Linked DNA regions of Mus musculus: regions 2 and 3 are each linked to region 1. The links are chromatin loops, found by intact Hi-C in ENCODE. Cell type or tissue: left cerebral cortex. All regions are shown on one strand.

Evidence for each region. Peaks named below come from ENCODE experiments on the same cell type or tissue, not always from the same donor. Only the 100,000 strongest peaks of a DNase experiment are listed, where the experiment ranks them.
Region 2: it touches region 1 in a loop (11-fold over the local background); 10 of 42 quality-filtered maps call a loop at or near these places.
Region 3: a loop joins it to region 1, with 13 times the contacts of the local background. A loop is called at or near these places in 9 of 42 quality-filtered maps.

The regions. Positions count from the first base shown.
Region 1 is chr12:7,974,245-7,982,244 of GRCm38, forward strand. Apob (apolipoprotein B) reads left to right here and starts at 3,433. Exons shown (of 29, transcript NM_009693.2): 1 at 3,433-3,616; 2 at 3,969-4,007; 3 at 5,009-5,124; 4 at 6,256-6,401. The coding sequence starts at 3,535. In left cerebral cortex, a CTCF peak has its summit at 4,508 (motif pointing left); a DNase peak (open chromatin) is centred at 4,469; H3K4me3 peaks cover 256 bases.
Region 2 is chr12:7,865,788-7,873,787 of GRCm38, forward strand. No RefSeq gene overlaps it. Among named protein-coding and RNA genes, the nearest start is that of Apob, 110 kb to the right of the region's middle. In left cerebral cortex, a CTCF peak has its summit at 4,407 (motif pointing right); a DNase peak (open chromatin) is centred at 4,405.
Region 3 is chr12:7,772,979-7,780,978 of GRCm38, forward strand. No RefSeq gene overlaps it. Among named protein-coding and RNA genes, the nearest start is that of Gm32828, 21 kb to the left of the region's middle. In left cerebral cortex, CTCF peaks have their summits at 4,900 (motif pointing left) and 5,101; DNase peaks (open chromatin) are centred at 1,437, 3,571, 3,957, 4,887 and 1 more place.

The sequences.
Region 1 (8,000 bases):
TGGCTGGGAATAATTTATATCAAAATGTATTTCTTCATTTTATATCACTGAAAACGTTTACTTAGCATCATGGTCACTGTACATAAATTCCCTGGAAGCAATGGGGTATAACTAAATGGCATCGATTCATTTATTATGTTCAGCAAAGTACGTCTGAGCAGCTACTCCAGCACTTGAGCCCCACTGGATTCAGCATAGTGGGCTTCTGGGGACATTAAAAGCCTCTGTGTTTCCCTGAACTTGGTCACCTACAAAAAAAAAAATCAGAATGAAAATTCTGCTCCAGGGGTTATAACTGTGTTGTTTAACATGATCTGGTTTCTTGAAATTCCATTGGTCATATGATTTTCCAGAGAAACTCCAGAGCCCTGTGACTATTAAATTGGTTGTCCAACCAACAGGACTTTGCATTCGTGAGCTGATAAGTCATAGTGACAAGCTGAGATTTGTCTGTGTGTAAGGTCGGTGACAGCTCCTAGGCAGCTTGCGTTAGCAGGGTCTCCGTCTACTTTGGGAAGAGTAATGTTAAACACTCAGAAATCTGAGATGCAAATGGATGGTGATTCGGGACCTCGATCCCTCACAGATGCTCTCCCCCCACAGCCCTTTCCCTTGGCCCTGAGTCGCCACCTGTGTTCTGTTAACCTCTGCTTCTGTATTGTGCTTACTGAGTTCAGACAGGTACCCAACAAACATGCACCCACTGTAACATACACATAAGGAGTGGTAACCATTATTCCTTATCAAATGCCTTCTATTTCCCAGACATCTTGCTAGATGGCTTGTATTTCACATCATTTTCCTTAATTTTCAAAAAAAAAATTCTAGAAAATAGATACTATTAATCCTGTGACCACACAGAGACCTAGAAGGTTGATGTCTTGCAACCTTCCATGAAGTCAGCTAGAATTCAACCCCACCTCTCTTGAGCCAAATATCCACATAGCAAGTAGTCTCTCTAGGGACCGGGATTTTCTCTGCTCAACGAGGTGCTTATACTCCGGGGTCTCCTGGATCTTCATTTTATTTGAAGTCTCTCTGCAAACTGGCCTTTGAAATTTCCAAGTTGTTCAGTGCAATGAGCTGAGAAGGGCTGTGCTTAAAAGAGATGAGTGAAGGTCGCAGTGGTGGTCACAAATACCTCCAGATGGCTTTTAGCCAAGCATCGAGGCAGATTTTGTAATTTAAGGAAAATCGACATGTGGCCCTTTCAGCATTTCTGAGTGTCCTCTGTCAGCTCAGCACTGTGACATTTGCTGTGTGGTGCCTGTGCACTGGACCCTGTCCACAGATAAGAACAGAGGCTGAGCCCCAGCCTAGGGGACATTCTCCAGAGGCCACCAAGAGAAGAAAAATTAGCTGAACTCAAGACTTCAGAGGCTTGAGCTTTTTGCTGTAGAGATGGTTCTGAGCATCCGAGTATCTCAGCATCTTCTCTGCATCCAGGTTATTGAATCCATACTTCATACCCAAGTCGTAGAAATGACATCCCCCAATGATGCTAACAATAGGTCATGGGCTTCCTCTGTCAGCAACAGAGAGAGTCTGGACTTTGTTCATTTACTGTAATCCTTCCCCTTCTCATTTCTGTTTCTCTTCTCGCCCAGTTCCCCTGGAGCAAAGCGGGGAAGCAGAACCATTTCCAAACACTAACAGTGTTAGTTCCGTGCTCAGAGAAAAGAGGCTTCCGAGTAATAACTTTACCCGTCCTTTAGTGCTGTGGGTCTTGGCTAGCCTTCAGGTGAGACCCCTAAAATGACCACCTTTGGACATGGGCATGCACAACCCAAAGCAGCAAACCACTAAAGGGAGTTTAGCTGCCCATGGGGAATTTGTAGCTACAGTCACCATCTCAGTGAGGACAGATATGAAGAGTCAGGCACAGAGAGTGACTAAATGTGATGATGAGTCTCTTCTGAGAAAATGGGAGGGTGTGTTTGCTCAAGGGAGGCTGTGTCTGCTGCTCTATGGGTCCATAGCCGATGCTCTAGAAGCATCGGGGAGACTCATCAGAACATTTGAACGATTCCAAAAGAAGCTTGCCACATGAATCAAGCAGAAGTGCCACACTGTAGGTCCTGGACAGAAAGTGCTTGCCCTATGACCAAGAGGACCTGAGTACAGCGCTCACTGGATAAAGACAGACACAGCATACTCTTGGAGCCCCAGGGCTGAGGACTTGGACACACAGTCCTTGGAGCTTGCTGCAGCTGGTCAAGTCAAGCTAGTTAGCGAGTTCCAGGATCAGTGCCTCAAAAGCTAAGGTAAAGAGTGATTTTGAAAATCACTCAAGGGCTGGAGAGATGGCTCAGTGGTTAAGAGCACTGACTACTCTTCCGAAGGTCCTGAGTTCAAATCCCAGCAACCACATGGTGGCTCACAACCATCTATAATAAGATCTGATGCCCTCTTCTGGTGTGTCTGAAGACAGCTACATTGTGTTCACATATAATAAATAAATCTTTAAAAAAAAAAAAAAAAAAAAAAAACACTCAAAGTTGGCTTATGGCCTCTGTATGCATGTACACAGGTTCATGCATTTCTATGCGTGCATGCCCATGAACCTATATATACACGCACACACACACACACACACACACACACACACACCTGACATACTCTAACGACTTTTGTCCCTAGGCTACGACCCATTTCCACTCCTCTGGCTCCAAACACCCATACAGAGTGATGTTCGCCATGCCCTGCTCACCCAAAGCTCCCTGTCTGTGGGGCAGATTGCCTCGCCACTAGACTGGAGGTGCTAAGACCACACAGCCCATCACAGACATTCGCCTTCCAGACCATCACAATTCCACCCCACCAGCTTTCTTCCATGACTGGCGCTGCCCACAGTGGACCCCGGGAGCTGATCATCTCTGGGCCCCCCTCTTCACTAGTTTTCTGTGAGACTTGGACACCAAACCCAAGCACACACCAGACTTCCCCCTTTCTCTTCCCACCTTGCTAAATTAGTTAGGACAGGATTGTTTATTCAAAACCAAAGTCCACCAAAATGGGAAGGAGCTTAGGAAGAAGCCCCCACCAGTGCGTAAAGAACATTTTTCCAAAGGGCTCCGGAGTCAGAGCAGGAGCGGGGTACAGGGTATGACATCATCCCTATGGTTGGTGGTCTCCTGGAGAAAGTCAGGGCATGCTGACGGGATAATAAGTCCACTATCGACCTGCGACCCCCTGAGGAAAGAAACACAAGTTCGGGGGTGGGGGGAGCCCCAGGTGGCGGCGTTTGAACCAGCAGTGAGACCACCATCAGATCCAGTCTTATCCACCTAGAAATGCGCTTGTATGGAAAAGCAAACAGGCCCGGGCCGTGCCCTTTGGACCTTTGGCAATTCTCCTTAAGCCAGCTCCTCCTATAAATGGAGCACTTTTCAAAGGGCCAGGCAGTCTCATCAGTGCCTGCAGTGGATCAAGTACCTGCCTGAGCTCCGCCTCCGAAGACCCTGTAGAGCAAGCAGCAGGGGCTAGGCCCGTGGCCAGGCCACAGCCAGGAAGCCACCCCACCATCCATCCGCCATGGGCCCACGAAAGCCTGCCCTGCGGACGCCGTTACTGCTGCTGTTCCTGCTACTGTTCTTGGACACCAGCGTCTGGGCTCGTGAGTTAGGGTGGAAGCCTGGGAGAAAGCCAGCGTGGGGACAGAGCGCTGGGCTGTGCTACAGACCACCAGTTACATCCTGGGGTAGAAACTGGTGGCAGGCTGGCTATTAGGTAGCTTGGGCTAGGTGAGAGGGAAGGCAGCCGCAGGGTCCTAGGGAGGGGGCGGGGGGTGATGAAAAAAACAAGATCTAGCAGGCTCCTGGGTTCCGGGTGAGGGCACTGTACAGGGGAGTTAGAAAGAAGGCTCTGGATAGCTCTAAGATAATTTAGGTTGTGAGGGCTCCCTCCTGTCAGGCCATGGAACCCACTGGAAAACACAAGAAAGCCAAGGTTCTCCTTTTCTCTTACAGAAGATGAAGTCCTGGAAAACTTAAGCTTCAGCTGTCCAAGTAAGGCATTTTTCACTGGCCGCCTTGGTACTTCTCACCCTGACGCTCCTCTCCATCCACCCTCCTGTGCCCCCGTTCCTCCCACGTAGAACCCGTTTGCTTGCTCGGATTAGGAAGCACTGCTCAGACCCCTGCAAGTGAAGACTTTGAGTCTCTGTGCACCCAGACTCCTCCAACAAAGGATCTCTGCTCTTTGTGTATTGCCTTTCTTGTCTGTACCAAGACTTGGTTCTGAAGTGGGGTAGCGATGAGACTGTGGGCACTGTAGAGAGACATTGCTGTGCTGTTTATCGATGACTAATCACTGATTCAGAGTATGTGAGGATGAAGAAATGCCGACTTTAACCTTTGTGCAGAACACCAGACCCCTCCACCCCTTCCTATTTACTCTACCCTAGGGGTCAGAGGATCAGGCTTTGCCGCAATACCCAGCTTCCTCCGCAGAGCGCTAGGATTGGCCTCTCCTCTGATGGGGCAGCATCTCCATCTGGTGGCCATATGGCAGTACTACATCCGGGTTCCTAACCAGTTATTTTTCTCACAATCAAAAAATTCCTGTCATGGACAGTGGAATCTGCCAGAAGTTTCTTTTTATGGAGGGGGTTTCTAGAAGTCAACCAGACAGCCTTAACAGCTAACTTTGTGTCCGGTACTTCATAGGTTCTAGTCACGATAGCATTTTCAAACTGAGAAAACACTTAGCCCTGTCCCTTTGATAACTTAAAATTTCAAAGGCTCATCACATGGATTTCTGCAGTTCCATTTAATCGATGCTTGGCCCTCCCTTTCGTGGAATCCCAAATGATTAAACACCATTCTCAGCCAAGATGGTGGCGATGTTAAGTCTATAGAGACCAATGGTGTGTAGTACAAAGTCAAGCACAACTAACTCGTGCTCAGTGACCTTTATCGCCTGTGCCACGGTCCCAATCTGCCTGGCAGCGGCTGCCTTTAGAGAGTTGTTTCATCTCCAGGGCTGACTTATTTCCTCTTCACTTTAGAAGATGCAACTCGATTCAAGCACCTCCGAAAGTACGTGTACAACTATGAAGCTGAAAGTTCCAGCGGTGTCCAGGGCACAGCTGACTCCAGAAGCGCCACCAAGATCAACTGTAAGGTACGGAGGACAAGGGCTGGAGAAACCTGCAGCTGAAGCCTAGCCTTGTTCCACCAGGAGCCCCTCATAGAACCTTCTAGCACTTCCCAGCACCTCAACTGACGATACCCCACTTGAATGAAGACTTCCAAATTTCCAGCCAAGTTTTCCTCCCATTAGCTTCCAAAGTGTAATTGGGGGGCATGGTCTAGGAAGCCAGCAGGATTGGCATGTAGATCTGACCATGAGAGAGATCCAGTGAGTACAGAAAAGAAGGTGGTCTTTGCAGGAGAACGCTGGGCATGCAACATTTATGGTGTCAAGCATAAAATGGAGAAACATTTAAATACCTGGTTTGTTCAAACGATAGGCTGCTTCTCAGGAGACTTGTTAGACACCTGTCTGTTCTCATAAAGCATAGCCAAGAGCTGCTATTGAGGTCTGTGTGGGAAGAGAAATCCATTTGCTAAGTTATCCTCTTCCCTCGTGGACCATAGTGCTGGTCTGTAGAGTTAAACGCAATGGGCATTGGCTACCTGTGGCCATTTAAGTTGAATAAATGCAACTTTTATTCTCACTGGCCATATTTCAATGTAGCCAACACACACCTGTGGCTCATGCTGCCGCATTAGGTCAGACAGCACAAACACGAGCTTCTCCATCTCACTGGAGTGTTCTGAAATGGTTCCAGAAAACAACCAAGGGTCCCTTTCAATTCTGCCCACATAGGAAGCTCTCATCAGGCTCATAGCTATGGTTTGGGGAAACGATGTCAGGAAAGCATTCGCTTTTCCTGCTTGCTATTTATTTTTGTTTGCTTCATTTACTTTTCTTAAGTCTCGCTCCATTCTGCATTTCTGCTAAGCAATCACCCCAAACTCTTTACATGTAAAGTGAGTACATTAAAAACCAACACAAGGACATTCTCCCTTCCGTGCATAGCAGATGCAAACATAAACATCTTAACATAGGAAGAAGAAAGCTAAGCCAAGACAAGGGATCCGTGAGATGTGTTTAGAACATGTGGTTCTGGTGACTCTCTGACCATAACCCAAATACTTTCCCCTCCATGTCCTGATTGGAGACTGGGCTGCAGAAATATGTCCTATTCTAGATGGAGAACATCAATGTATTATTACTTTCTGTTCTCAGGTAGAGCTGGAGGTCCCCCAAATCTGTGGTTTCATCATGAGGACCAACCAGTGTACCCTTAAAGAGGTGTATGGCTTCAACCCTGAGGGCAAGGCCTTGATGAAGAAAACCAAGAACTCTGAAGAGTTTGCAGCTGCCATGTCCAGGTAAGGTGTGGGATTATGTCTTTTAAGTATCTGAGCTTTGTGAACACTACATGAGTTGACCGTGGTACATGCGCATATGCATGGGTCCGAGGGGATACTAGTGTGTGCGCTCATGTCAGGCATGCCTTTGAGTGCTGACATTTGTATTCAGTGCTTACCACAGATCAGGATGCTGTGAAGTTTTCACATCTATCTAAAACAGGGAAGTATTATCGACTCTCCTCTACTTAAGCTCCCTTGATTATCATTTAAATTGTTCTTCTAACAGATCTCATGGTTGAAGCACTTTTAAGGCTATAAAGCTGAGATGGTTTGTTTAAACAAGCGAGATCTTGTTTATAGAATCAAACGAGGGGATGCCTGGGGGCCTTCAGGTGGATCAGGCAGCAGTTGCTACTCTGAGATCATAAGGCTGTGTGGACCCCTATATGTTTGAGAGTGTGGCATCCGTTCAACACAGGACAAAGGGCCAGCAGTACCTTAGCAGTCTCCTACCCATGACTGCTATGCAGCCACTGTGCACTGAAGACCAGTGTTGTCATTTATAGCTGGCATCTCTCCCAACACAACAGTGACAGTGCAGGACAATAAGTATTTTCAACACCACCCTTGCCTTACACCACTTAGTTTAGGAAGCCTTACGTGAATGGAATACAGGTAGATGCAGGGATGTTAACGTGGTAGTAGGGGGATACTTTCCTTTGCCTATTTTTAGATTTGCTAAATGTCAAAACCTAGTCCTTTCCCTGAGAAATAGGCAACAAAAAAAATGTTCCTGTCTTCTGTCAGAACATATTACTTTATTAGAGACTTAGATGAGAGGGGAAAGCTGCGGCGGCAGGAGAGAGTGGCTGCTATTCTATGGTCCTTTCTCAGCTATAAACACAAGAGACTCCTCCTCCTGACCACAAGGACTTGCCAGGCTTGTGCTGCTGTGTCTAGAATATTCTGAGAGGTTCAGAGCTATGGGAGATGGACCTGGTTCTCTTCCCCTGTGAACTTCAGAGCCTTGACAGCTCAAGCAATCCCCAAGAGAAAGGCAGCACCCACCTAAGATCATAGTTAACCTGAACTTCCATCTTGGCCTGAGAGTGGATTAAAAAGTGAACATCTGACAACTGTATGAAGAGAAACTCAGATTCACTGGAAGTGGAGAAATGCAAATAATGTATTAGGAGAGAATTTCTCACTCCACACCCATTAAGCTGCAGAAGTTGAGACAGTACTCATTGCTAGAGGGAAGAATAGTATATTTTCATACACTAGTGGTAGAAATTAAAGCCACAGGGCAATACTGATATTTATATATCCAGTTGATAATATTTGTACTTTGACATAACAATTCTCATCTCTAGAACTCTGTCCCATCTACATAAAAACAGTCATGTGTGAAAATAGATGTGTATGTGGATGATTCTTTCAATATCATCTGGGTGACCACAAAATAAACCCAGGAAGAGAGGATGACAATGCTCTCAAATGGTGCATTGTTTTTTGTTGTTGTTGTTTTTGTTTTGTTTTATTTTTTTTAATTAGGTATTTTCCTCATTTACATTTCCAATGCTATCCTAAAAGTCCCCCATACCCTTCCACCCACTC
Region 2 (8,000 bases), 110 kb before region 1:
TATATAGCAGAGGATGACCTAGTCGTCCATAAATGGAAGGAGAGGACCTTGGTCTTGTGAAGATATGCCCCAGTACAGGGGAATGCGGGGCCATGAAGCAAGAGTGGGTGGGTTGGGGAGCAGGGTGGAGGGAGGGTATAGGGGACTTTAGGGATAGCATTTGAAACGTAAATGAAAAAAAATCTAATTAAAAAAAAACAGAAAAACAAAGTCTTTCTTATTGAAAATAAATGTTTATACACACACACACACAAAGTCACATCTAACCTCCCACCAGAAGGCCTTCCTGAGCTCCAGCCATAGACCGAACCAAGGAATCTCGCCTACGTGGGAACCACACAGCGCCCCCCTCTCCCACTGCCCTCTCCTCCCTTCAGCTTACCAAGCCCCCACCACCACCACCACCACCAGGGCACCCATTCTGTTCTCAGCTCTTACGAGGTGTCCAGCGGTGTCTGGGATGCCAGAGATTGAGACCCTGGTACCTAGGACTGCCCCTTGTCCATCCCCCATGGGCTGAGTCGTAGCTTCCCACAGCCAGACACCCACTCGGGGACACGTGGAAAGCATGTAGCAGTACTTTGGTGTTTGCCCACCCAGAGCACCAGACTGGACGAGGGTTTTGTCCCACTCCCTCTTTCAACCACGCCCTCTGCCCCACAGGGCATCTTCTCATTTGAGGTCTCCTCTTTCCAAATAACTCTAACTTATGTCAAGTTGACAAAAACCTAACTAGCACATAGTTTAAGAGAGAAATGTAAATTTAAAATTTGAAAATGAATAATGAAAATAAAAAATAGAATCATCCTGAAAAGTTGGGGAAAGAAGAGCCAAAAAATTCCAAAGGGAAGAAACAAAAAGAAATACATTTGTCCTTTATACAACCAGAACCTTATACCTAGCATCATTCTCAAATAAAAGGAAGCAGAGCTCCTACACATGTGGATAATTTAAGATCTGGAGTATCTCTTAGTGCCAAAGGGGGGAAAATTCGTGTTAAAAGACAAACATTATGGGACTGTCTTAGTTAGGGTTTATTGCTGTAAAAAAAAAATAACATCATAATGGCAACTTTTATAAAGGACAGCATTTAACTGGGGCTGGCTTACAGTTCAGAGGTTTAGTCCATTATCATCAAGGCAGGCATGCAGGCGGACATGGAGCTGAAGAAGGAGCTGAGAGTTTTACATCTTGTTTAGCAGGCAGTAGGAAGAGACAGACACTGGGTCTAGCTTGAGCATTTGAAACCTCAAAGTCCACCCCCCAGTGACACACTTCCTCCACAAGGCCACACCTCCTAATAGTACTATTCTCTATGACCCTCATTCAAACCACTATAGGGACAAGAGTATAAGATGAAAGATCTTCTAACAGCCCAATTTAGAATTATCGAAGTCACAATATAGCCCTAGGTTATACCCTAAAATATCACGTAAATGTCTATGAGTTCATACTGACATAAGAGAGAGATGAGAAAGAGAGAGAGAGAGAGAAAGAGAGACAGACAGACAGACAGAGAGACAGAGACAGAGAAATCCTGCTGTGTAGAAGTTAGTTTAGCTATTTATGTGAATAATCTCCTCAGAGAGGAGCATAACTTCTACCATTGTGTGTAAGCCTGATGAAGGAAAAGCCTCATCAAGACGACATCAGCCTGGAGACCAAGATTTGTTTACACCATTTCAGATGTTATGCAAATAGTAATCACCCTTGATGGCACGTGGTGAGATCATAACACTGTTTAAAAGATTGTAAGAGAATATCATGAAAAATTTGTGATAGTAAATCTGAAATTTTCCAATTAAATATTGATGAAAGTCAATAAGAAAAGATTTACCTCATAGAAAATGTAATTCTCAAGATAATAAAGATCAATAAACATATAACATTTGACTTACTTGCAGAGAGATGAAAAATGCAACCACCACAAGATAATATCATCCTATTCACAAAATAGCTACAATGAAAACATGGTGAAAATTCAAGTCCGAGCACCCTGATAGCACTCCTAAAAGTATGAAGGGATCGACCACATAGCAAAAACAGGGCTTTACTAAAAATCTATCTGTTCCCTGTGAACTGTTGGCTTCTCTCTCAAGCTTATATCCTGCTGGAAGAATAATGCACAAGAATGTCCACGACTCCATAGAGTCATGGACTAGGAGCCCAAACATCCACCAACAGCCTAACAGAAGGAGACACTGGGTGGAATATCGAGTAGCAGGGACAGGAAACAGGCTGCTCTACAACAGATAGAGAAAACATGAGCAAGAGAAACTATATTAAAGAGAAGAACGGTAGTGGTCAGTGGTTGGAGGTGGAGGAGTAGAAAAGACATTGGCAAAGGTAACAGGAGATGTCTAGACAGGAGAAAGACTAGTGAGCTCTGCAGTGACTGTTAAGTCATGATGTGTCCTTGGATTTGCTAAGAAAGTTGATCTTCTACAGTGCCATTGAGAAAGAGGAAAAGGCATCTATGTTGATTACGTTAAGTGTAGTAATCACATCGCAATGTATACAACTCTCATTACACTGTATAAGTTATGAGTGTACAATCTTGTCAACTTTCTTCAGTAGAGAAGCAAATAAAGTGGGGTTTAAAAGAAAGCCTATTAGCCATCACGGTGGCACATAACTGCAAACCCCATACTTGGGAGACAGACTGCTGGAAGTCAGTGGCTAGCCAGGTTTACATATGAAAACCTTGTAAATAAATAATGTGCAAATTAGCTTATATAAAGGTGTGCAACCACCAAGTCTAACTACTGTGTTTGGCTTTAGGAGTTACTGAGGAGGTGGAAGGTGGGGGAGGCAATTACCATGGACAGCACAGTAGCCTCTAATCACCAGGGACTTCAGTGGCACAGTCAGGAGTGGCAGGATTCCTTCTGAGTAGCCAGTTGAAGACTCAGCTTGGCTCTTTCCTTTCTATGATCCTTTAGTAATACACTTTGGCTGTGCACAGTATACTTTTATTTTTTAAGTTTATTGAAAAAAAAAAAGCTCCAGCTGAATTAAGATTTCAATGTAAAAGTCAAACACAGAAGAGGGAACCTGGAAGACTACAATCCATGTAACTACCCCATAAGAAAGAGTTTAATTATATGTGAACATCCGGAGTCACAGTATTAAAAGTAGATATGATTGATTACAGGATTGATTACAGGATAGTCTAAAGCTTTCTTATGAACTTTCCTATTAAAATACCTGTATATTGCATGATGTCTCTCATGCAAAATGCAAAGATCACAAGATTCAGACAACAATAAAATCAGAAGCAACAAACACAGGAAGTTGCTAAGATTCTCCAGCAATCAGAAAACTGAAAATAATTACTTTAGACTTCTCATCAAAGTGAAATGTTTAAGTGATTTTAAAAACCTAATGCTGATGTAGGACGTGAGGGGTGTATTAATCTGCTTCAGCACAATGATCATCTCTCTAAGAATATATCCATCACATTGTTTATCTTACCAATCTCCATTTATCAAAGGCCCTCAGTAAAGCTGGAGCAAAACAGTGGCACAAATGAAATGAGATTGTGTTTACATATAGACATTCAGCTGTGCTGGTGGGAATGTGTGCACATCTATTAAATGGGTACATTCCTTTGTCCCAGCAATTTCACTGACAAGGAGTTATCCTGGAGAGATGAATTACCCTATGTAAGGGAATTCACAGCTGGATTCATTGTGGCAAAGAGCTAAACAATGGGTCCTGAAAAGAAAATTAAAGCACAAGCATAAAGATAAATACCAAATTGCCCTTAAAAAGAATAATTACTAATATGTTACCTCTCTTAGAAAGACTTCTAGGAGATATATTGAAACGCAGAAAAATGTATTTTTCTAAAACACAGAAAAATGTGCACATTATCCTTGTATATTTACAGGGCCTCTTCACTCATGAGATGAGCTGTACACATGGAACAAATTTTAAATATTGTCATCCCTTTACCTCAAGGAAGTAAGAAAGGGAGGCCTGGAGACCCAAAGGAACAAAGGGAAATAACTGCCTCGGGAAAAAGAAAAACAAACAAACAACCTACATCCCATAATGAATGGGAGACAGTCGGTGGTGTTTGCTAAATTATTTATCAGCATAATATTTATCCTCAAAAGTATGCTTGGCCCACTTTAGGCATACCAAATGTTTTTATTTAAAATTTAAAATATATAAAAATTAAGGAAAAACAGTTGGATAGAGGCTGAGCTGTTCAGAGCACTTGCCGCTCTTTCAGAGTTCCCAGCACCCAGTTACAGGCTGAGAGCTGCCTGTATCTTCAGGTCCAGGGTATCAGGTTCTCTCTCTTCTGGCCTTCATAGGCACCCACACATATACACATAAATACAGAACAGTTTTACAAATAGAGATGGCTAAGTGAAATTCATATAGTTCCAAATACCACTAGGTGTCAGCAAAATCCCCCCAGAATTATAGACTGGTTCTTAACTATGGAAAGCTGGCACTTTTAGCCACAAGCCCGACCAAAGCATGTTTAGCTCATCCGATTTTCAAAAAGATGTCTAGATTATCAGGAGATGAATTAACTTCCTTAAAGACAGACTGCAGGTTTTATTAATAGGCAAGGCATCAACATGGCTATAATACATTGCCCATTTACTGAGATACCTACATTCTTTTATCATTACTTTGCTCTTGAAGCAGTCTTTTAAAAGGTATCAGTGCTTAATATTCAGTAAATCAAGATGCATTTATCTCATATATTGTGTGTAAAATACGGAGACAAATTGAAACAATCACATTTATTGAGTTTTATTTAATGGCATAAGAGAACACAAAGCCAATCAAATGAAATACAAGAAATAAAGCAGTACAAACTCATACACAGCTGCGCATCAGCGTCGGGGGCTTAGACAGGCACCAGATGTACTATCTCAAAGTTAAGCAGGGAAGCAAGACAACCACCAAGCAGCTAAAAGTGCCTTTACAAGCCTTCCTCAGGAGCTCATATTTTATTCATTACCAAGTCTCTTCATATCGCTGTGAGAAGAGAGCCAATGAATCTTCAGAGGTTTATCAGTCACCCACTTTGGCCCATTTACTACCTCAAGATTCAGATTCAGAAGTTCATGGATCCTGGATCTTGGGAATGGGCAGAGTGGAGTTGGCGTGTATCACAGAATGTTCACACCCTCAGTGAGGGGGGTAACAACTGTCTGGGGCTTGACCTGTTGACTAAAGCCCCTGTACCCATGGGACTTGGGTTTGTAAGAATTTGGCTGTGTCTGGTAGTTGGGTTTCTCAAACAATGATCCACAGTATCAGGTGCAAATATTCCAGAAAATAAGGCAAAAATCGGAATCATTTATGACCCAGACTTGTAAAGTGGCATAACATTACTTCTACCCACTATACCTCTGGTCAAAGCAGTCATGAGCCTCCCCATGTCCAAGGGGATGGAAACAGCATTCTAGCTTTTGATGGCGAGTCGACAGGTCACACTGCGTAAGAATAAATAAGGTGGGTAAGACTGAAAAATCCTTGGAAGATGCAACCCGCCTGATGAACAAAAGGCTGCATCCTTTATAGACAGACCTTATTGCACTCAGTCCTAAGGGTGTCCAAGGCCTCATTTCAGTCTGACACTAGGATAAAGCCTTGGTTTTCATCACTTAACTCGTCTACTCCAGCATGCTGACACATATTTGTAATCCCAGCATTCAGGAGGTAGAGGCAGGAGGATCAACATTTTGTGACCAGCCTGGTCCACACTGGGACCCAAGGCAAGCTTGAAGTGTACAGATAAGACCCTGGCCCAAAACTAACTAAATAAGTAAACTGATTAATTAAAATAATTTAGAATAAAAAATAAGTCAGGTCCAGGTGTATGTTGTATTCCATGATGTTCCTCAAGTCCATTTCTTCTGAGGACCTACAAAACAAAGTAGCAGGTTAGCCTCACAACCATTCAACAGTTCTGCAAAAAGCACAAAGTAACTCTTACAGACATTCACATTGTAAAAACAGGTACCATGCACACAGAAACATACGCCCATTCCTGGATTAAACCTTAGTCTACTCCCTGGGCTCTTGACTCCTCTTACTACTTAAGTTATTGGTTCCAAACCCCCACACCATCCTTCCTGTACCACTTCCATCTGAGCAGAGTGCTCCACCTGTATCATCAGAGGCTTTGTAAAATCAGATTTGTGAACTTTGTCACAATTTATTTCAAAGCTTTGTGAATTTCCTGCAGATCGATTATCAGTCCATTCGAAGCTCACACACATGCAGTGCTCTCAAGTCCTGCTTTGTTTTTGCTGTAGTCTATTTCTTAAGAGGTAGGCGGTACCCTTCTGCTCATCAACAAGGAGCTCTCTAAGAAAGCAAAGGTGTCTGCCCTCCAAGTGAGTCAGAGGCTGAGGCAGAAAGGACTTGAGTTTGAGGTCTGGCAGGGTAACATTGAGAATGAGATACTTTGTCACAAACAAACAAGCAACAATAACAAAAATACTGTGAAAGGCCACCTAAGAGATTTCTAAGGTCTTAAAGTTTGGTAAGACACAGAGAACTCTTTACTTAAAGATCACTTTCTACCAGCAACATGGAACTCATACATGAGGACTTAGGGTAAATTTATCCCAGAAAAATTATGAATCTCATATCGAAGGCTTTGTAAGTAAATAAACACTGGGCTTCATTTTCTCATCCTGAATTTTAACATAAAAATATACTACTTATAATTCACCACTCAGAAATCACTTTAATCTTGCTGTCTAATTCATTTGTCTACTTTCAATTTTCCATTTTATGATGGTAGTAATTTTTGCTAAGCTTCTTTCACGACGTACACTGAAGGTACCTAGCCTACTTTTAGCCCTCTCTGACAACCTCCTTGAGACTTGTCAACCCCACCACTACCACCACAAGGCCTTCAAGTTCCTGCCCACTGTTCAGTGAAAACTGAGATCAATAATTCATCCATTACCCAAACCTGCTTAGTTATAATTTCCACATAAAATCTTCTTCCAAAACAAAATGGGCAAAAATGATAATAAAATTATGTTCACACCCTCAGCAAAGCAGACATTCAGACAGTACATAGGCACTGTGTGATGTTTTTTGTTTTTTGTTTTTTTTAAAGCTCTGCAATGTCTGAGCCTTATCTAGGGATACCAAAATAGTCATAAGCTCTCTCTCTCTCTTTCTCTCTCTCTCTCTCTCTCTCTCTCTCTCTCTCTCTCTGTGTGTGTGTGTGTGTGTGTGTGTGTGTGTATGTGTGTGTGTGTGTGTGTGTGTGTGTGTGTGTGTGTGTGTGAGAGAGAGAGAGAGAGAGAGAGAGAGAGAGAGAGAGCTAAAGCAGTGCCTTACACACTCCCTCTCCATGTGGACTGTGTTATCTGCAGCCTGACAAACTCAGAACAGTTCAGACATTAATCAAGTTCCCAGTGAACAAGAAAGATGTGCATACTCTTGTGTGAAGCAGCTCACAAGTCTTACATCATCACTGAAGGCAAAGTGGGACAGGAGATAGCTCTATAATTACTTTTGAAAACTAAAATCCTCCATACCTACTTATCATGACAAACTAGCCTAGGAGACAAGAGTTTTACTCTCAATGGGCTTGCAGCACTTAGACCCATTTTTTGCTTCCTATCAAATCCACATCAGAATATTGACAAAATCAAAGGTGAATAAACAAAATCCAAACGAAGAAAACGGAACAGCAATGGAAATGACAACAGAGTCACTGGTGTCTGTTACGGTTGTTTGATGTGGAGATGCTGCGGGATGACTTGGAGGTAGGGACATTCTCACTGACAGGCAATCAAAAAGCTTCCTCCACCACATCCGAAGTTTTCTTTTAAAAGTAAAATGAGTTAATGGAGTTAAAAACAGAATTTATCAATATTCTATATGAAAATACATTAGAACAATGGCTCCAGTCCACCATAAATGCCTAAATAATTATATCTCCTTTACTCAGTAAGACAGTGGTTCTCAAATGACCCTTTCAGAGGATCACCTAAAGCCAT
Region 3 (8,000 bases), 200 kb before region 1:
GAGGAATAGTATAAGGGATCATTTTAACAACTGTCCAGTTGTGAATTTTGGTTATGATAGTTGTTATATTAGGTTGGCATGACCACATACTTACTCCTACAGACATACAAACATACGTATACATAAATAAGCTTACAAATATACACATATATTTATGTACATACACACATAAACATAGACATATACAGGCATATATACATAAAAACACACAGATAAATTCACACATAAGTATGCACATATCTACACACATACATATATAGCACACACATATATATGTATGCAGATATGTATGTATCTATGCATACATACATATAAACAGAGAGAGAGAGAGAGAGAGAGAGAGAGAGAGAGAGAGAGAGAGAGAACATACATACACTGGTAAAATCTGAATAATCCCAGTGGATGAACAAATGTCATTTTCCTTCTTTGGACACTGGACACTGAACATTACCTATTCTGGATCAGGCAAAGAAGTCATGAGGCATCTGTATCTTTCTATCCAGGAAAAAACAAAACAAAACAAAACAAAACAAAACAAAACAAAACAAAACAATGGTTATTTTAAAATACGACTTTAAAAGCATAGTATTCATCTCTTGAAAGAATAGTATGTGCCATGAGCCATTTCAAAACTTTTTAATGTATTAACTAGATTAAATCTGACAATCATCATGGAGAATACACAGTATATTTCTCATTCTACAGGTAGTAAAATCAAAGCACAGGCAGACTCTGTTACCTGTCCCAGATTACATAGCTTTCAGGTAATGGGACTGAGATTAGCATCCAAGCTATCTGGTATGAGAGCAGATAGTAGTGCCCTGCTTGGGTACCACTTTCCCTTAGGATGCTACATCTGGTTGTAGGAAGAGAACGAAAGTCCATTAACCTTAACATGCTATAGTAGACACTGTTCTCTTAGCACTATCTATGTATGATTCTGCTTCTTGGTGCTCTCCCACTCTCTCTCACCTTTGAGCTTCAAGTCAACCCTCTGAGTAATTTACTACTTAAGAGTTCCCAAGCAAGCATACTGGGAGTCTGGTCCCTAGACCTCAAATCAGAGGCTACTCGCCCCTGTTGTCCCAAGTCCTCTGTGGCGTCCCTAGATTCATTAGGAACTGACCCTGCTGTTAGATGGTGAACCTTTGTTAATTCCAATGAGCTTTGTCCTGAGGCTGAGATGTGCACCCATTTCAGCTACCTGAAAGAAGACGAGTTCAGTCCCTTTAGCCATCAGCAGAGGTTACACACAGGAGCAGCAGGAAGCAATGTCCAGATCCCAGCTCCTGGAGAAACCCAGGGGATCCGCTTACTTCTGATAGTGCAGGTCAGCACGAGCAGGCTCTTGTACAAACACACATGCCCTGAGGCCCCCTGTGATGTTAAACAGAAGCAGCTCAAACTGTTCATTGCCTGCCTCTATCTCATCCCAAACAGAGAGTAACAAGTAATACATGCAGATGAGAAGGGCTCACCCTAATTTAGGAGGATGTGAGAAGCCTACAAGGAAGCTCAAACTTTCTATCAGGCACAGTGCCAGCTCCACGGTGTTGATAGTCTATCATCAGACTTCTCTCGTGCTTTGTTCTTTCTTAAGAAATTTTTTTTTCTCAATTTCCAGATTTTACTTTAAAAGAATACAAATGTCATGGGAAAGGGTTGTTTCTTGTGTCTTTATGAAATCAGATAAATGGATCAGCTGAGAGCTGGGGGGTGGCTGGATTAAACATCACACTGGTCCTCATATTCTCTGGGTGGTGAAAAAATGAATCACATGTAAAAGGCAAGGAAGAGGGCATTTAATGACACAGTCAGACGTGATTCCGGAAAGAATAGAATCTGTGTGCCTCCCTGGCCCCACTGCATTCCTGTGGTATCAATGTGATAGTATTTGGAGACGGGACATTTGGGGAGATAATGGGATGAGTGTCGAATCTTCCTGATGGTACTAGCGCCTATAGCAAGAAACAGAAGATAGTTTGCCTCTCTGGGCTGTCCATGTAAAGACATAAGATTAAGGCCATCTGCAAACCAGGAAAAGTCTACACAAGAACTGGTCATACTGATGCCCTGATTTTAAACATTCTTGTCTCAGAGTCCCGAGAAATGACTTTATGTTATTTTAGCCACCTGAGCTATGATATTCGATTACAGCAGCCTAGACAGGGTCAGTGAATGACGTACTCCTAGGAAAACTCTGACGTGCCACATAGCTAAGTGTCAGGATAGCTATACAATCTCTCGTTAAGTTGGCCTTGCCCTGGGGTGCTCCTGCCCTCCCTTCCCATTCCCTCTGCTCTGAGTCTTCTGTGCTCCTAAAGAAACTCCAATATTTGAAAATAAGAGGGAAACTGTCTTTTGTCCCTTCTTATGAGGAAACTAACCCTATCAGGAGGCCTCCACTCCCAACATACCATTATTTTCCATTTTCAGTTTACCTATAGTTTATTTCAGTTCAATAATATATAACATGCACTTACAAACCGGTATTAGTGGGAAAGGAATAAATCAGGGGCAACCAATGTTCTCTGTAGGCTTTTCTAGAGAAATAGATCATTTCAATTACATTAGCCTGTCATCAGCCATTGAATTCTCCTGCTAATTCCTTCTACCCAAGGGTCTACTTGGATGTACGAGTTAGCTGCTTCTTCAGAAGAATCCTGTGTAACAGCTTTTCCCCAGGCCTCATTGACTGAAACGCTTGTTTTTCTCCCTCACAGGCCTGTAACTAGGTCTGAATTCAGCAGTTCTCACTCAAACTAATCAGAGCTTGAGTCTAGACTAAGAACTGAGTTTAGGGTCCAGCTTCTTGAATTTCTTCCATTTTCCATGTTGGTCACATTCCTTGGATAACTCCAGTACCATGGAGAATCAGAAAGCAAGAGGCTAGACCAAATGCCAACACATTCAAAGCTTGTTATCAAGTCACATATCCCAATACCGCATTGATTAAAGTCACAAACAACACCAACAAGTCACATACTAAAGTAACATCGGGTATAGCAGCTATGGCCAGCATCAGTGGGGCATATACGCTATGAACAATGGAATACGATATCCAATAGTATATGCAGTATGTCAATACGGTAGATGATATCCATCTCCAGCATCAATAGGGCATATTCCCCTTTGATGAAGGATATGGTAGCTATGCCCAAAACCATTAGGTCATATGCTATATTAATATGGTGGATGATAGCTATACCCAGAATCAGTGAGGGCAAATACTCTATCAATTTGGGATATGATAGTAATGCCAGCATCAGTGGAGCATACACCCTTAATCCATCTGGAGATACTCCAAGTCACATTAATATGTAATTTTGTTATAGGAAAAGAAAAAATTAAAGCCAATTATCTGCCTATCAGTTCATAATACCTAATTTACTACTCAAGGCTCTGAAACCTTAGATGCCCCTGACAGAGCAAGGCCTGAGTCCAGCACAGGAATGTGAATCAATCGCCAGTGAGCACCATTTCTCTTCTATTGTGGTCTGGCACAACAAAGGGCCATTGTAGCTAGAAAGCAGCTGTGGACACAAAGGGAAACATCCTTCATTGTGTCTTGCTGGCTTTCGTCCAGGACCCAGTGTAACACACAGTGTAATCTGAGGCAGCCTTCATTCAGAACTAGGGAAACTCATCTTTATAGTAAGCCTGGCAGTAGGGTAATTGGGACAAGGTCCATGGCGCCAGTCCTCCCTGTTTGTCCTCTCCACTATCCTCTGGCTTCATGGCCCATGGGAAAGGCTAGACTCACCCGGTCTTCATGATTCAAGTCATACAGTCATAGTATCTGCCATTTCCTTTTTGTTTAAGTTTTGTTTCATGGGTATGAGCATTTTGCCTGTGTGTATGTATGGGTACCACGTCCCTTGTGGCTGCAGAGGCCAGACCGGGGCATCAGAGCCCCTGAAAGTGGAATTGTAGACAGTTGTGAGATGCCGTGTGGGTGCTCAGATTCACACCCAGGTCCTCTGCAAGACCCTCTGTGCTGTGAACTGATGAGCTGTGTGACTAGCCCTGAGAGCTGAAAGGCTTTCTACACTGCCAAGCACTGTGCAAAATATCCTGGGTTACTACACTCTGCTGAAGATCCTGTGAGATGGTCACTGAGCCCTTGTATGTCCCCCAAGGCTGTACAGTGTGGGTCCCTGCAGGAGGGTAAATCAGCCATGGCTCTTTTGTTGGTCTCCACACTGTTAATCCCAGTGCTAGGGCTCCGACTCGCCATTTGTAAGTACCTGACAGGCTCGCAGTGAAAATGGAAGGAGAGCTTTGTGCAGACCTGGGATTTCTTTGCTCCAGGGAAGCATATGTGAAATCTTGACCTATGGTTTCAGATCCTGCATATGTCAGTGCTGGCCTGCATTTGCAGCGGCACCCCTGTGCTACAAGAGAGCCTCAGAGAGGTGCAAAACTCAAGTGTGCAGTATCTGGGCCACGGGGAGAATCTACCCTTGAGCTTGACAGAGAGCTCCTTTGACCTGTAGAGGTCAGTTTGACTTCCTCTGGCCCCTTGCCCTAGGAAAAGAGAGATGGTCCGTCCCTGTGGTCTAAGATCCTCACATTCGTAATGAACGTGGTGCAGACCGCTGCAGCCACAATAGCACTCAACAAAGGCATTGGTTTATGCTCACATTCACCTGAATATGCACTTCAGAGTTTGGGGAGCCAATTCCTACAAGCACTAGAGTGCTCATAAGAAAAGGGGCTTGAGTGACAAGAGCTAGTCTTCTCTGATAGCCTGTCTTCCAGTCCTGACTTAACAACTGTCTGTAACTCCAGTTTCAGGAAACTGGAAGGAGCCTTCCTACCCTTTCACAGCCACGGTCATCAAGGGCCTCAGAACAGTAAAGCTGTCCTAAGGCACTCTTCTGCCCTCTGGTGTTCATGCTGATGATAGCACTTTTATAGACAACATTGGAGAACAGTTGCTACAAGTCGAGGTGGTAAGTGTCCTAGAAAGACACAGGATGTCAGCAGACAGGGAGAACAAGAGGGAACTTGAGTCTAGCTTAGGTAGGGACTGTCTCTAGGTCGTTCCTTCTTACCTGCTTGTTCTGAATCCTGCGTGTCATCCAGCAGAGCACCCACTTGGGGCAGGAAGGATGGCATGGTACTGGCAGAAAATAAAAGGCTCTTTGAAAAATGGCTGCAGTCACAGATGCTCGCATTCCTCAGTCACAACACCGAGGAAATCTGGAGGGCTTCCTGGGATGCAGCTAGTTTCCCTTTCCAAATGTTTCCCTTCAGTACAAGTCGAGTGACGCCAGGGGGAGCCAGAGAAGTTCCCTTCTCCAGAAAGTCCTCACCTGTAGGCCATTTCAAAACCCCACTTTGGAAAACAAAACAAAGAAAGACATAAGAAAGCACCGAAGGCCCACTTTCTGGGAGCCTGCACAGTTCTTCCAGGCTCAGTAACAGATGCTCCTGACCGAGGTGGCAATGGGAAGTGGCTCGTTGCGTCTTCCATGCATCTATCTGTCTCTTCAACGTCTAGAAACCTCGCTCACTCTCCCTTGCTTTGCTCAGCACCTCTGTCCCCACAAGGGAAGATAATTTCTACTATTTTCCAGAAAGTTCACTGATTAATAAAACTCCATTTTGTTTAGAAGCCTTCTCTGGTTTTCCTGGAGTCCCTCTCCTACCTCTTCCTGGGCCACACAGATTCCCTCTTCACGGGCTCTTGATTAGCCACAGCCAGTGAGATTGGATTCAAGATTTAGTTCTTTCAGAAAGACGTATCAGTAACTCAAGTGTAGATGCCCTCGCAGATAAGTCTGTCCCCAAACTCCAGACCCTTCAACAGAGTGTATAGAACTCAAGGCACATGCTTAGTCACCTTTCTTCAATAGTGTTACCCCATCTCCCAGGCTCTCCCCAGACACGGACCACCAAAACCAGGATCACCAGAACTGAACCTCCCACCATGTGCCCTGCACAGAACCAGAGTGTGAATGTTCCTAGTAAAGGAAACCACATGCCCCCCATCTCTGGGCAGCTAGTCCACCGTAAGCTATTAAATAGCCATTGTACAAGGATGTGGGGGAGGTGGAGAAAGAGAAGAGCAGGTGCTCAAGACAGACTCAGACCCTGCTACACAATAAAGTCACAAACCCTTGGAAACAATAGCCCTCACCATAGATCCACACCCAACTGCCCTTGCTTTGTCCTCCCAATCTCGACATCTTCTCCCAAGTCCCTGATAATATATTGCCTCACATCTGAAGCTAATGAACCTAGGGATGGCATTCTGGAAGAGCGATTGCCTAGAGGGAATTAGGGGGTCCAAGTGGTCGAAAGATGCTCCTTTGAGTCACTCAATGATGTTGGAAGGTCCCTAAATTGGCAACCAAGCAAAGCTTAGGCTCTTGCGTATGCCAGGCTTCCGCCTGTTGGTTCAATCGGCAGATATTCTAATGAGTAGCTTGAGCCATAATCTCTATCTCCATGAAGTACCTACTTTGAATGGGGGTAGCAAGACTCACATTGAAGAATTAAGTCAAGAATGCCATATTGTTGTGGACAGACACACAAGAAACAAGTATTCACAGGTACTCCCATGACGAAAAAACATCACCTGTGCAAAGGCTTCAGAGACTCCTAAGTGAGACAAATATCCATTTACATAGAGAAAAGAACTGGGAAATTGTAAATGTACAATACTGCAAATGTATGGGGACAGTGATAAGATCTGCAAACCATAAGTTTAAAGCAATGGCAGATTGGGCCATTCAATCCTCCTATATGAAACAACGCTGTCTACTTAGGCTTGATATTAGTTTAAAATAAAATAAAACCATTTCCTGCTTGATTACAGATAGAATCGGAGCAGGATTTCCAGTGTGACCCACAGTAGTGTTTAAAATAGTGGAAAAGAGCAGAGAAGGCATTGCATAAAATAAATGTTTCCGATCTCAGTCCAGTTACTGCTGAATGCAGCAGCCGATTGGAAAGGTAGGGTCGCCCCTGGCATTCTCAGTCATAAGAAATTTAATGATGGATGAAAATTGATAGAATCAAGATGCTCTGATAGGAGTAAAAAGCTTCAATATCTCGGAAAATTGGGATCCTCATAACAGGTTTTACACTGGCTGGATTATAGCTAAATAGGATTTTAAGTCTATTGTAAATGAAAGGAAATCTAATTTAACTGGGCCACATCATTTTTACTAAGATGCGATAAATGCTAATTTCCTTCCTCAGGCCAGTGGCTTGGCTCCTGGTAGCTGTTTGCGGGGTGCTCAAGTCTGACGGATCTCAAATTGGCCTTCTACAGTCCTAAGGCCAAGCAGGAATCCACATTTTTGGGATGAAGACAATGAAAAGAAACAATCAAAGACTTCCATCGTGTGTCCCTGGATCTTATCACTTTAGGCCCAGGACCATTTGGCCAAGGTTTAGGCATTTGTTTAGACACCAACTTTACCCTGACCAGAGCTGGGCTAGGGAGCCAGTTAATTGGTTAAGAGACTCCTAAGAGCCAGCCCTCTTGACTTCTTTATACATCTGTATGCCACATGCAAATGAAAATATCCAAAGGTGAATTTCAGGTACATGAATGCCAATACATGGAAAAGGGCAGCAAACATGGTAGGCAGCATTCAGTGAGGATGCTCTGCTACAGGTTGCAGTTGCGAATAGCGAGTGCTTACACTGCCGTAGAGAAAGCCATGCATCACTCTGGGTTTCTGAAATGCATGCCCTCAAGCTTTCCAATTCTGGACCCAATCTTTCCTTTCGTTTAACATACAAATAAAATAATTGGAGTCTCTATTTCATTACCCTGCCAAACCACTTCCTTGGGAAGGAGAGCATGCTGTGGTTTGCCTCTAGTCCCCAGGGCACTTGCAAGCAACAAATGATGCTGGATTGTAGCAGTTGGCTAACTTTCCTGAACACTCCTGGCTATTTAAAAAAAAAAAAAATTAAAATCCCGAGGAAGAAAATGTGATGCCTTTATGTTCCTACATTCTAATCCCCTGCAACTTGTG